Regions from separate parts of the Mus musculus genome. Here region 2 is linked to region 1. A link is a contact called in ENCODE Hi-C data. All regions are on one chromosome and are shown on one strand. Each heading gives the region's core, a stretch centred on a gene start or an enhancer-like site at or near the end of the contact. The rest is flanking DNA. Distances are from core to core; before and after follow the strand shown.

The links. A loop is a pair of places that touch in the nucleus more often than their neighbours do.
Region 2: a loop to region 1 is called in a map of Patski, with 2.7 times the contacts of the local background. The contact joins two enhancer-like sites. A Hi-C loop is called at or near these places in 2 of 37 maps with a recorded cell type or tissue (Patski and T-helper 2 cell).

What each region holds. Positions count from the first base shown.
Region 1 is chr15:78,253,503-78,260,949 of GRCm38, reverse strand. Ncf4 (neutrophil cytosolic factor 4) reads right to left here. Exons shown (of 10, transcript NM_008677.2): 5 at 6,036-6,163; 6 at 5,441-5,498; 7 at 4,921-5,019; 8 at 196-326. Among named protein-coding and RNA genes, the nearest start is that of Ncf4, 12 kb to the right of the region's middle. Within about 2 kb of position 2,574, at least 1 of the 3 ENCODE cell types and tissues checked has a DNase peak (open chromatin) inside an H3K27ac peak, as active enhancers do.
Region 2 is chr15:78,550,229-78,557,675 of GRCm38, reverse strand. It overlaps the pseudogene Gm6723. Among named protein-coding and RNA genes, the nearest start is that of Sstr3, 9.6 kb to the right of the region's middle. Within about 2 kb of position 2,826, at least 1 of the 3 ENCODE cell types and tissues checked has a DNase peak (open chromatin) inside an H3K27ac peak, as active enhancers do.

The sequences.
Region 1 (7,447 bases), core at 1,325-3,824:
CAAGCATCAGGGTGGAAGAGGGACGTGTGTGGTGCCAGAAACAAGCTCTTGCTAAAGCACTATGGTTTATCTGGGAGCCACAGCAGCAGCTGCAGGGGAGGGGAGAGACAACACAGGAGCGTTGACTGGGAGACAGTGGCATGGTAGGGGTGGCAGGGAGGAGTAAGAGGCCCGTTCTCCCAGCAGGACACCAACTTGATGGTTTTGCCTGTGTCTTCATAGAAGTAGCATCGTAGCCAGTTGGTGGTGTCCTCGTCCTCGGGAAAGTCCTTAAGGATCTTCACGAAGGACCCTGGGAAGATGCCTGTGGCTCCCTGGGAGGTGCCCTGGAAGTGAAAGAAGAGGCTGGTGAGACCCAGTGTCACGTCTCAGAGTCCCACACTCTTTACAACAACGATTGTCATAGATTGTCCCCCAAAGATCAGGTGTCAAAGGCTTGGTCCCCAGGGTGGTTGTGGGAGCTTGGAGAAATAGATACTAATAGAAATGTCCTTTCTTGCTAGGGAGAGGGCTCCCTTAATCAAGTAGTGGGGACCTGCTCCTTTCCTCTTTTTTAATTAATTAATTAATCTATTTTACTTATTTATTTTTCTTTCTAACCACAATGCAAGAATTTTACTCTCACACGCTCCTGTCAGGATGCAGGACCTCAGCGCAGGAATTGGAGCTTCCAGCATTGTGAGCCATAGCAAACCTTTCTTCTTCATAAGCTAGATGCCTCGGGCGTTCTATTATAGTGACCAGAGCCAACTAACACAGAGAGGCAAAGTGAGGAGATTCACCAGGCTGCCTAACCCAGAGACCTGCACTCTAGTTTTATAAGAGCCCTGAACTTATCTGGGAAGCTCCCTGCCTCACCTGTCTCTCCTCTCCCTTCTCTCCCATCTCCCTTCTTCCTTTCTTCTCTTCCTCATCCATTCTTTCCTTCAGCAGAGGTTCTCGAGCACCACTATGCCCGATCTATGGGTCCGGGAGTTACACAAGCACTGTTCCCTCATGCAGCACTCCTGATGGCACAGAACGACAGGGACACATGAGCAGCCCTCTGTGGTCAATGGCTACGCGTGTAAAGGGGAAATCAGGGCAAGAGGCAGACATTGGGGACTGCAGAGAGACCTGAAAGTGCTTCATGCTCCTCCACAGGTTTTGGGTGTCACCCGGAGGCTTGGGCCTCTCACCTAAGTGCAGGACTGGGGAGACCCAATCCTGTCTCTGTGTTGCTCATGTGGTCACTTAAAACCTCCATGGTCATGAGACAGAAGATGCATTCTTTTTGGTATCTATATTTATATGTGTGTGGGCATGTGTATACTTATGTATTTGTATGTGTGTAAGTACATACATGCACTTATGTGTGCGAATGCATATGCAGATGTGCATGTGAGCATGTGTGTGCATTTATGTGAGTGTGTACATACATGTGTCTGTGTATGTGTACATATGTAGTCTAGAGGATTACTTCAGATGTCACTCCAGTCTTTATCTACATTTTTTTCCTATTTGAAACAGGGTCTTGGTTAGTTCATATTGTTGTTCCACCTATAGGGATCCCTTTAGCCCCTTGGGTATTTTCTCTAGCTCCTCCATTGGGGGCCCTGGGATCCATCCAATATATATCAGAAGATGGCCTAGTCGGCCATCAGTGGAAAGAGAGGCCCATTGGTCGTGTAAACTTTATATGACTCAATATAGGGGAACGCCAGGGCCAAGAAGTGGGAGTGGGTGGGTAGGGGAGTGGGTGGGGGAGGGTATGGGGGACTTTTGGGATAGCACTGGAAATGTAAATAAATAAAATACCTAATAATAATAATAAAAAGAAACAGGGTCTTTCATTGACCTGGGACTCATCCGTACTGACTGGTTTCTGTTAAGCTGACACAAAGAGAGTTGTCTAGAAAGAGGGAACCTCAGCTGAGAAAATGTCTTCATTAGATTGGCCTGTGGGAGAGTCCTTGGAGTATTATTACTATTACTATTATTATTATTATTAACGATTGATGTGGGGGGCCCAGCCCACTGTATGGGGGCACCCCTGAGTAGGTGGTCCCAGGTTGTACAAGAAAGCAGTCTGAACAAGCCATGGAGAGTAAGCCAGTAAGCAGCACCCCTCCATGGCCTCAGCTTCATTTCTGCCTCCAGGTTATTTCTTGTCCTGACTTCGCTCAGGGATGGAAACGTTATAACTTAACCAAGTAAACCCTCTTGTCCCCAAGTTGCCTCTGGCCTTGGTGTTTATCACAGGGACAGAAAGCAAGCTGGAACTTGGCCAATTTGTAGCTGGTTTGCGGCTGGACAGCAAGTCCCAGGGCTTGTCTCTGTCTCTGTCTCCCCCAGAGCTAGATGATAAGCACAAGCCACCATGGCTGACTTTTTAGTGTGTGGGCTCTGGGATTGAGCTCAGGTCCTGTTTGCTGCCTGATTGATCTCCGCAGCCCCAGGAATCACATCCTCTTCCCGCTGCCTCGCAGACTGAGGCTCCTTCCTCTTCCTACGCCACAGAGGCCCTTCCTGCAGCCTGAGGTCTGCCAGTGACGACACACTAGACAGTAAGACTTTCCAGAAGACAGTAAAGCGGTCAACAGTTCCTCTTATGACAGTGGTGGTCACAACAGTCACTGCTCGGGTGGACATGGCTTCTGAGACCCAGTGCACAAGGAGGCAGAAGCTCAAAGTGTTATATCCCTACACCTGCCACTCCCACTCCTGCCCAGCCTCAGGATACCGGGAACCCTGCCTCCTTCAGACACAGTGAGGGCCAGAGAATGTCCAACGGTGACAATATTATGATAGAGATGACCAGACCCAGGGACCTGGCACAGTCATTCCCTGTCAGTGTGGAGCAAAGAAACACCCAAGGGGGCCCAGCTTCAGGGTCACATTCAAGACTTCCCAGTCCCCTCACATGCAGTGGGAACGAGGCACCTAGACTCTCTGGGGCCAAGGCCTGGAGGACATCCGCCTCTCCCTTGTCCCTGACGGGAACCACTGAAGAAACTGTTTTCATCATTCACAGGAAAGGAAACCACGGGGTTAAGCAACCTCCTGAGGTACACAAGGACAGCTAGAAATGCATTAGATCTTCTGTTGTCTCACAGTATGGTGAGTGGGACCCAGAGCCTTGCACACTAGGTGAGAGCTCCTCTACCGAGCTGCCTCAGGCACGGACACCCACTCTTAATCAGTCATCCTTGCTGCTGGTTAGGGAAGTAACATTATTACATATGAGCCTTCACTTCTCTCAGTGGAGAAAGTCTGACCCCCACAAAGCAAACCTGGAGAAACCTATGTGATTGCTGTGACCAGGTGCACTGGTGACACCTAGTGGGAAGACCAGGGTACTGCTAAACACCCTGACTGCCTTTCCTTCCCTAAATAGCCTGCCCTTTCCCAGGAATTATCTGTCTCCACGACCCCACCCCACCCCCAAAGAGTGTCAGTTCCTAGAAGCCTTGTTAGTGATCAAGAAATTAAAGAGAATGGCAGGGGTGGGGGGAGGAGGCTGTGAAATGGCTCAGGGGATAAAGAGGGTGCTACCATGTCTGACAACCCTAGTTTCACTTCCACAACCAGCCTGACAGGAGAGGGTCAACTTCTGCAAGCTGTTCCCTCACATATGCTGTGGCATGAATGTTCTGCTTCACCAACACATCTGGATCAAAAACAGGACACCCCACAGGTCACCCAACCCTGCCAGGACCTCCAGGACTGTAACAGAGGACTTCTATCCTTGGGCTTCCCCAGATCTCTCATGGTGTCTGCCTGTAAAACACTCAAAAATACCTTTCTTCTAACCTTGCCTCTGCCTTTGCCTCATCCCTCACCTCAGACTCACCTCCATCCTCATCCCTAACTTCAACCCCATCTTCACCTATATCCTCACCTCCATCTTCACCCACATCTTCACCTCCATCCTCACCCACATCCTCACCCCCATCCTCACCTCCATCCTCACCTCCATCCTCACCTCCATCCTCACCTCCATCCTCACCCCCATCCTCACCTCCATCCTCACCCCCATCCTCACCCCCATCCTCACCCCCATCCTCACCCCCATCCTCACCCCCATCCTCATCTCCATCCTCACCTCCATCCTCACCCCCATCCTCACCTCCATCCTCACCCCCATCCTCACCCCCATCCTCACCTCCATCCTCAACCCCAACTTCAACCCATCTTCACCTCCATCCTCACCCCATCCTCACCTCCATCCTCACCCCCATCCTCACCTCCATCCTCACCTCCATCCTCACCCCCATCCTCACCTCCATCCTCACCCCATCCTCACCTCCATCCTCACCTCATCCTCACCTCTATCCTCACCCCCATCCTCACCTCCATCCTCACCTCCATCCTCACCCCCATCCTCACCTCCATCCTCACCTCCATCCTCACCCCCATCCTCACCCCCATCCTCACCTCCATCCTCACCTCCATCCTCACCCCCATCCTCACCTCCATCCTCACCCCCATCCTCACCTCCATCCTCACCTCCATCCTCACCCCCATCCTCACCTCCATCCTCACCCCATCCTCACCTCCATCCTCACCTCATCCTCACCTCTATCCTCACCCCCATCCTCACCTCCATCCTCACCCCCATCCTTACCACCATCCCCCACCCTTACCCCATCATCAACCCCAGCCTTGTTCCCATCATTAACTCCAGTCTTACTTCCATCCTCACCTCCACCTTCATTGCCACCTTCACCTCCATTCTCATCACTAACTTTACATCCAACCTCTCTCCACCTTCATCTCCACTTCCACCTCCACCTCAGCCCTTCCTCCAATCTCATCTCCATCTGACCTCCACCCTCACCTCCAATTCCACTTCCACCCCATCATCCATGTACTCTGCCATCACCCTCCTTCTTGCCTCTAGTTAGTCTTCCTGATTCTGAACCCCTCTCCCCAGCTTACCTCCAGCCAGTCTTTGTTGATCTTACTGAGAAGGAAGATCACATCTCCAGCTTTGAAACTTAGCTCCAATTTGCTGTTCCCAGTGAAGTCAAACAAGGCCTGAGGAGAGGGACAGCATTGCTGAGACAGAGAGAACGCTGAGTCTTTGAAGGGCTTGACCACTGTGGTGTCCCTCTCTGTAGGTAAGGAAACTGAGGGTTTGGAAGGGTGCTGATACAGCCCCTCTGTTTGCAGAGGACTTCGATTAAAACCCTACTCTCCCCCAACTACAAAGTGGGTGGTCCTTTCAGAGCAGGTAGGGTTCACATTTGGAAGGGGGGAATCCAAACTCTGTGCCTAGCTTGCCCTGCTCCCCCGCCTCGCTGGCCTCCCTATGGGTTACAGCCCTCCTGCATCCATCCCACTGTTCTTTGCCATGGCATTTCATGCTGTGCACCCAACACCATCCAAAGTGCACAGTGGCACACAGCAGGAGGGCGCCACAGTTGCGGCGGATGAGGTCTAGCCTGTGTGTGGGTACCTCTGCTCTTGGCGCTTCCATGCGATCCATGATGGCCCCTTGTGGAGACACACCCTTGCTATGGAAAGAAAATGGGGTATCAGCCTTGTGGGTCCCTGGAGATGCAGGGAGAGAAAGATTATGCGCAGCCACTAGTCATGGTTGGTTGCTCTTGCCGCTAGCCCTTCATCTTGTATTCTCACCACTGCCCCAGGTGAGGTTGCTCTCCCACAGAAGACCCAAAGGGAGAGCTTGAAGAAGGAATGGGGATCACGGCTCAGCGCCCTTAAGTCTCCACCAGACCTCAACCTGGCTCTCAGAGCCAAACTCTCCTGCAAAGCCGGAATTCAGACCCTGCCCTCTTAGGTGCTTTGGCGGAGGTCAGGGCTCAAGATTCCTGCCTGCTTTTCCTTGGCTTCTTAAAGAAGTGGCTCGAACGGAAACGAGCACCATTTCACTACTTTGGTGCCTCAAGGCCTGCCTGGTTCATTTTTCTAAGAGGAACAGGGTGAGAAGGGAGCACTGGAGTCTTTGGAACAAGAAGCAACAGCGACTCCTGGAGGCTAGAGAGATTGGACTCCGTCGCGGGATCAGAAGTGCAGGGATGGCCACCTACATTTTGCGCGTGCGCGGTCGGAGCCTGCGGAGTGCCTGGGGCACCTGCTCAGCATCGTATGCAGACTGATAGAAGAAGATCCTGACGTCGGGGTCCATCAGCACGCAGACCGGCAGGCTCAGGAGGTTCTGTGTGAGGAGGGACAGGTGGGCAGTCGACGGAAAGATCTAGACAGCCCTATCAACACACCACCCCGTCTACCATCTCTGCTAATGCATTCTCAGCTGATAACAAAAAACAAAAACAAAAACGTTACTAGTCCTCAGCGATTGAAGGAGACAATTCCCAAGCTTTGCTCCTGGCCCAGCGTGAGCGGGTAGTGGGGAGGGGAGGGATGCTGGCTTAAGAGGTCATCTGAAATCACCTAAAGGTCTCCAGAGGTCGATTAAGGAGGCTGATTACACCAGAAACCTGTAAGCTAGGATCAGAAAGGGAAAAGGATCTGCACAGAGCCACACAGCTTAGTAACACAGCTGGGGCATCCAGAGACACCGGAGGTGCTCATATCAGGGCTCATGTAGCCCAGACTGGTCTCAAACTTGCTATGTAACCAAGAATGACTGGAACATCTTGCCTCTACCTCCTAAGTGTTGGGATTATAGGTGTGGGCCACCATGTCTATTTTATTTGATACTGGGGAACAAACCCAGGACTTCTCAAATGCTAGGCAAGCACTCTATCCAATGAATCATAAGGAGAGACAGTGCTTGGATGGGGTGGGGGTGGGGGCAGGTCCGAGAAGTGATTGGGACAGGGTGAGGAAAGGGGGAGGGCTTGCAGGACAAAGCACATTTCTCTCTCTGCCCATGTGCACACAGTGTGACTAAGGCGTGAGGACATGGAGCAGTGGGGACTGGCATGGCTACCAATTCAGTCCCACAGGGCTCAGGTACCCTGGAGCGCTGAGGCCACTGTACAGGAGCTACAGTTCCAGAAGCATCCAGATTTCTGTGGGAAATCCCTCAGGATTACAACCTAGAAGCAGGTTCACAGTTCTAAAACCCCCTTCCCTTAATTTTCTCAATAGAGCCCAGCTCCACTCATTGGGAGCTGAGAGCCGGGGAGGGTGGGACTGTTCGTCTCATAACAGAAGGAAGCTGAGACTTCCTGAGAGAGGACTGCTTACTCGCTCCAAAGCACCCATCCAAACAAAAGTCTCCAAAGCCAGAGCACTCCAGCTGTAAAGGACCTCTGGACAGCCAGGAAGGCTTTCCAGCAGACCATGGCTTGGATGCTACTGTTGACAGGGTGCTCACTACCTTGTAAGGGTCTCCCCTGGGCCGCAGGTGCTCTGGGGCAGGCACTGCATTCCAGAGCTCAGCACAAATATTCATTCCTTGAGCTTGGTGCACTCAAGGATTTGTCAACCGTGACTTTTGTGACCCAGCTCCTTGATCCCGTCTGCATACCTT
Region 2 (7,447 bases), core at 1,577-4,076, 300 kb before region 1:
CTCTTAGCCCCACCATCTCACGTCCACACTCACAAGTCAAGCCTGGATGACTGTCATCCTAGGGTCCCCTAATTCAAGCCCCCAACTGCACTGCCCCTCCTGAGCTGAGCCTTGGCCCTTTCCTCTGGTCAGCAGTGACGTCTTTCCCAGGATGCCTCCTGCTTTCCCTCTCTCAGTCCCCGCTCCAAATGCACCGGGAAGTCTCAGTAGGATCGTGTGTCACAGACTGTGCCACCCCAAGTGTCATCCTAAGATCTGCTGTTCGCTGGAGCCGGGACTCATCTGACAGACTGTCATGGAGTCTGGGGGCTGCACCGTGCCCTCAGGAGCTCACAGGCTATATAGGAGGTCCCCATGTCAGCAGAGAACAGGGAAGTGGTCCCTCTGTGTAGCTGTCCCCTGTGCTTTCAGTCCCATGTGCTCTGTCAACATAGCCACTCAGTCCCTGATTCAGGTTCTCATCCAGAGCTATAATGTCATTTGTTTTGTTTTGTTTTGCTTTCAAGATCAAGGTTTCTTTTTTATAGGCCTGGCTCTTCTGGAACTTGCTCTGTAGATCAGGGTGGCCTTGAACTTGCAGAGATCTGCTTACCTCTGCCTCCTGAGTGATTGACACAAATGAGGGAATGGATAAAAGAATATATAAGAGAGAGAGAGAGAGAGAGAGAGAGAGAGAGAGAGAGAGAGAGAGAGAGAACCAGCCATGCCCATAATCTGCCATCCTGCTGAAGCAGGTTTCTACTGCCCACCAAGGTGTAGCCATGCCCGTGATCCATCTTGTGTGTGCCACATCAGCTGAGTCCCCTCTGACTGCCCCATCTACTACTAATGTGAGTGAGGAGAGCGGCCTGGATGAGCCCAGCCATCCCGGATCATGAGGGGGAGCAGCACAGCTCCTCTGCAGGCTCTGAGTCTGGAGAACCTTGATGTCTGCGGCTTTGCTCTGTCTCCCCACCCCCACCTGCCTCTACACAGGCTTCATGGGATGTCAGTAAAGGACACAATAAAGGGTCCTGCAGATGGCGAGGCAGAGCTAGATGCCATGAGAGGACCCCCAGGAAGGCAAAAGGCCACAAGGCATAGAAGAACACTGGCTTCTATTCACTTCCTGTGTCCCCACTCCTCTGTGCTAAGACTGCACACACAGAGAAGGATGAGGCCCAGTCTTTTCTCACCAGGGGCTCGGAGGTCAGGAGAGACAGACACGTGGATACCTTTGCCCTTGTGATTTGTTCCACACATCAGAATCTTCTGTACAGAAAGGAAGAGCTCTGGTCTGAGGGTCAGTGCATCCAGGGTTGGTATACCATGGGATGGTACATATACCCTAAGTCCTTATACCCTGGCCCTGTGGAAAGGTGGCCACGAACCGAGGACAGAAGAAACAGAAAAAAATCTGTGTGCAGAGAAACTGTGAGACAGCTATGACCTCAAATCCTGGTAGTTGAACTATAGAGCAGAGGGCGGTGAAGGCTAGACCTCAGGGCATGATGGGAAGAGGGAAGGATCGGGGAGGGGTGCAGATCAAAACGACACAGAGAAAGCCCATCTCCTGGAACTGGGGGGTGGGTGTCTGGATCTGGACACTGTAGGCTGTCGATGACAGTGATGGCTTAGGACACTGAAGAGCCTGCTTGAGGAGCAGTTAACCTTCTGAGCCTGCTTCAAGAAAGCCAGGGTGAAGAGCCACACTGGGTTTGGAAGATGTGAATTCGATCTTACTTGGTAATCCCTCCACAGGGACAAGTTAGCCAAGATATAGCATTTAAGGGAAGAAAGATTTGCTTTGGCTTGTTTCCAAGGCTTTGGTTGGTGGTTGGTCAATTCTTCCCTTTTAGGCCAGTAGCGAGGCTGGAACACCATGTAGGAAGGACATGGTGGAGCAGAGCTTGCTCATCTCTGTAATCTGCCAGCAAACGGATAAAGAACAAAGAGCCAGGACCAAGGTTTACCCTTCCGAACCACGGTCTGAGTGACCTGCGCCGTACGTTCCGCAGTTCCACTTCCCAACAGTCTGTCTGAAATTAGACTCTCGGGGGGTTAAATCAGTGGTTAACTCAGAGGCTCCATTATCTAGTCGTTTCTGGAAATGATCACACTCAGGCTGTTCTTTATGAATTTCCTAGGTGTCTCTCAATTCAATCAACTTGATAATTGAGATTCACCTTTGCAGTCCCAGCCCATGTCAGTTTGACACCTAATGCATTTCCTTAGATCACACTTAATCTCCAAATAAAGACGGTTGCAGAAGACGACCAGTCTACTCAACACGGCTGCCCTGTTCATACCCCGGACTGCACTGAGGTTTTCTCCAAACGTCTCAACAATTTTAATATTGATCAAAAGTTCAAACTGAAACTGAGAGTCCAGGCAAATTGACAAACTCAAAAGTATATAACACCACACAGTAAACACTCTTATTCTTTTGGGTTGAACAGGGTGTAGAGAGACTCTTTCGTGCACTGGGTGGGAGCATCACCTGTCAATAAAAAGCTACTGGCCTATTAGCTTAGACAGGAAGTAGGAGGTGGGAGTCTTGGCAGGAAGAGAGGATTCTGGGATAGAGTCTGCTGTGGGAGGATATTTGCCTGAACTCGGAGGAGACAGATTTATGAAACTGAGAAGAGGTAGCCAGCCGTGTGGCACTCATGAAATAGAATAAACAGTTAATTGAGTTACGAGTTAGTCGGGGAACAAGCCCAAGCTTGTGGCTTAGCCATTTATTAATTCAAGAAGTAATTCCGAAGGTGGGTTCTGGGCCGCAGCAATGGCGGAGGCGGCGGGCTGGTAACGTGAAGGTGGGTTGGAAGGAGGAACAGCAGCAGAAATGCAGACAGCACACACAGGTTTAAGCCACACTGCAGATGGCGCCTACGGTCCGACTAGCCGCTGCTGTCCTGGTAATGCAGGCACAAAGGCAGTTATTCCCAGTGGAGCGCACCCTGTTGGAAGAGCACTGGAAGCCTCCCGAAATCCCAGCAAAAGCATCGTGCCTTTAACCCAAAGGCCTGGAAGCCGATATCGTAGATTTGCCCTCTTCGTGCCTTTCCCGACCTCTTTGGAGGCAGAAATCGCCTGTGGGTCCCTAGTTCCAGATGTCGAACCACACCGAGGACTGGTAGGGAAGGAGCTTAAAGTGAGCGGCTGCCTGCTGGAGGTACGCTGGATCGCGGAAGATTCTCGACTCCTCCGAATTTCCATCATCAACTTTCTTGACCAGCTTTCCCTAGTGGTAAACACCATACAGCTTTTTGGGCCCCCGGTTTCCCATTAAGTCTGGCTGGGGACCCATGTCTGACCTTATTTCCATCTCCTCCTAAGCAATATATTTTTCCCTAGGGAAAAGATTCTAGAAATAGTAACTACTGCATAAATGTGGGGGCCTAATATTTTTTTCCTGACTTGATCCTCAGGCACTTAGGGGCCATTTAGTCTGGTGCTTCAATGTTTGTTGCTGAAGAAAATAAAGCTATGCTGCTAATCTGCATTTGGAAAAAAAGAAGAAGAAGAAGTAATTCAGTCTCAGAGTCTATTTCTGGAATTTAGGCACTGGTAGAAAAGCTCATGGTTAAGCAGGAGAACAGAAAGATGTGAGGCCAAAGACCCAACAGGTCAAATGTCAAATCCTGTATATCATGTTTTGCATCTGGGGCACACGGTGTCATGATGTGAACGTCCTGGCACATATCTCACTGCTCTGGCCTTGCTGGCTCTAATGCACACTGCCTCTTTCCTGGGTTGGCTCTGCTCACTGCTCATGGTTTCCCTTGGCAGCTCTTCCAAGTCTCTGGCATCTCCAGCTTGGCCTGGTCTCCACAGCATCTTCACCTTTCTCCCCAGTTTCACACAAGAGGGGACTCTTGGGGCTGACCCAGACACAACCCCGTCCCCAGCCTCCCAGGATTTTCTTTGGAATCTGCGTGGTTGCCTCCGTGATCTTACAACCCTTCCACTCTTTGTGGCTGCAAAACCAGCGTCGTATGAACGACAGAAGGTCTGCCACTGTCTCTGTGGACCATGACTGTGGCTGATGAGCATGGTGAAAGGAATTCTGGGAAAGTCTTTTAGAAGATTACATTAACAGTATAGACACTGCCAATGGCTGAGGTCTGACCAATTCTTGAGATGGCCTTGAAGTACTTTTTCCTACTGGTCAGATACAAGGTCTTGGCTTCTTTTGTTGTTTTTGTTATTGTTGTTGTTGTTTTTTGTTTTCTGAGGCAGGTTCTCACTGCACGGACACAACTGGCCTGGGACTTCCTTTGTAGACCAGGTTGGCCTTGAACTCACAGAGATTCTCTCCTGCCTGTGCCTCTCAGGGTTGGGAATAAAGACGTGTGCCATTACACCAGCTATCCTTTTAATGGTGTGAGTCTCTTTAGCAATCTACTTCTCCTCTTCGAGTTAACTTTAACCATTCCTTTTCTGAGCAATCTGCAAGGTTTTCAAATCCTTCTCTGTTCTCACCATCAACATGGCTAAAAGCAGCTAGCAATAACCACGCTGTAACCTAAATGCTGAAATTCCTTAAAACTTTCTCTGCCAGATTAGTCAGTCAGCCACCTTGAAGCTGAGTCTCACAAAGTCTCATGGTATGGGGAAAACAGAGTTAGGTTCTTGGACAAACATAAGCAAACATAAATGGTGTGTGGTCTAGTTCCTAGAGCATTCATGTTCCCGTCAGAAGCTTCACAGGCACTGACTCTGTCCACATCTGTCTTAGTCAGGGTTTCTATTGCTATGACGAGGCACCGTGACCAAAAATAACTTGGGGAGAAAGGGTTTATGCACTCACAGTTCCATGGAACAGTTCATCATCAAAAACAATAAGAGATAGAACTCAAGCAGGGCAGGAACCAGAGGCAGGAGCTGATTCAGAGGCCATGGGGGCAAGCTGCTTACTGGCTTGCTCAGCCTGATTTGTTATAGAACACAGAGCCCACAATGTGCTGGGCCCTCTCCCAACAACTTCTGAAATCCCCTACAGCCAGATCTTATGGAGGGATTTTTTTGTCCTTTCAAATATCTCTACCTTGTATCAAGTTGACATAAAACTAGCAAGCACAATTGACCTCTTGTTAACTTGACACACAAACCCATCACCATTAAACCATAACCTTTCCTTGATTGTACTTCCCTACAACCACACATTAATATTGACATTACAATATAAACATTCCAAATTTTAGAAGTTCCAGAGTCTTTAAATTTTTTAAACACTTAAAAGTCCAGTCTCTTTAAAATAGCCAGTCTCTTTTAAAATCTGGTCTTTTAAAATTCAAAGTCTCTCGTCTGTGGGCTCCTGTCAAATAAAAAATTAATCAAATGCTTTTCTACTTCAAAAGGGAGGAACCAGGGCATGGTCATAATCTGAACAAAGAAACACCAAACTCCAAAAGTGTGAATAACCTAAACTGTCCAATTACCTGGGATCACTCACAATCTTCTGGGTTCTTCTAAGGGGCTTGGGTCACTGCTTTTCCTCTGCCTTCTGTAGCATGCACAGCTTGTCTTCTAGGCTCCGTCTGGCTACACCCCAGTGCTCTTGCTGCTCTTGGTGATCACCCCATGGTACGTGTGTCTTCAAAAATGCTCGAGTTCTGTCTTAGGGCTTCTATTGCAGTGAAGCGCCATCATGACCATGGTAACCCTTGTTGAGGGAATTATTTAATCGAGGTTGCCTTCCAGTTTCAGAGGTTTAGTTCATTACCTTGACAAGAAGCAAAGTGCATGAAGGTAAGCATGGTGCTGGAAAAGGAGCTGAGATGTCTACATCTTGATCCAAAGGCAGCAGAAGACAGTGTGCCATACTGGGTATAGCTTGAGCATATGAGACCTCAAAACCCACTCCCATAGTGACACAGTTCCTCCGACAAGGCCACACCCACTCCAACAAGGCTACATCTCCTAATAGTGCCACTCCCTATGGGCCAAGATTTCAAACACATGAATCTATGGGGCCATTCCTATCCAGACCACCACAGGTTTCTTGCTGCAACTGAGCTGCAGTTTTACCAATAGCCTCTCCTGGCCTCTCTTCAGGGACTCCAGTCAGGCTACACAGTGCCAAATCTCAGCTGCTCTTCATGACCCATTTGTGTCTTCAAAATCAGGACCACCTGGGGGTACTCTTGCACTATCAAGTTTGGTTGCCAGCATAAGGTACAATCTTGGCTCCTTCTGGAACACAGATTCTGTGTGCTGACTCCCAGAAGACACTTTCCAGAAGATTTCACCTCAATAATGCTGTCTCTTAATCACAGCTAATTCTTTAGCCGAACCTGAGCAGAACCAAAGATTATTCACATAAATAGCCCAGCAATCTGCTTCCCTCTGAACTTCATAAGTTGGGCATCCATTCTCTGCATTGCTTTCAACAGGTTTATCTTCCAAGCTCCTACAGAACGGCTCACTGAGCTCTCAACACTCAACGCCTTTTGCAGCCCAAAGTTCTGAAGCTTTTCCATAATCCTATTCAAAACAACATGGTCAGTTCTGTCACGGCAATTACCCCACTCCTGGTACCAATTTAACTTAGCTAAGTTTTCTATTGCTGAGATAAAACACGGTGATAAAAACCACACAGGGAGGGAAGGCTTTAAGGCTTCATTTACTCATGGTTCCATATAATATCTCCATTGCATTCCAGTTTCCTGAGGTTCAACCAGAATGCCCTAACCAGCTCTGCTTACAACATTCCAGGGATCTACCAGCTCATGTCAAATTTTCAGATTCCTCCCACTAACACGTTCTAAAGCCTTCTGGACCACATAGTCAAGAATTATCATTAGACATCATTTCACTTCTCAGAACCAACCTTCCTGTGTGATTTTTCCCCCCTCTTTTGGTGTGGTAGCAACAAAATATCTGAAGTGCATAATCTAGGGTCAGAACGGTGTTATCTTGGCTTGTGGTTCCAGAAGCTTCCATCCATAATCAGCTGGCTTCACTGCTTTTATATCCATGGCTATGGAGAGAAGGGTGTGGTGGAGGAAAGCTGCTTGCCTCAGAACAGCCAGAGACAAGAAAGAGGAAAACGGAGGGAGGTCTCTTGTAATATGCGTGGACTGTGGACTGGGGATGGGCACAGTGAAGGGAGTCTAAGATCAAAAAGAAAGATGGCGTCCATGAGCTAAGCCAAAGTGACTCAGGGACAGAATGCAACACCCACCCTGCCCGTCCATGACAGCGAGGCATTAACTGTCTCCAGGCACACACACTTTCTGGAGGCTACACGCCTCCTAAGCAAGAGAGCACTGTAGGGTCATGTGGAAATTCTTAGCCCCAGAAAATGAATATGTTTATTTTTTTAAGTAAGCAAGTGAAAGAATGAAGAATGATAGGAGGGAGTAAGAAATCAAGATCTCTGCTGTAGAGGGGGCCGGAGAGATGCCTTGGCTGGTAAGAGCAATGAATGCTCTTTCAGAAGAAAGAAGTCGTTTTGGTT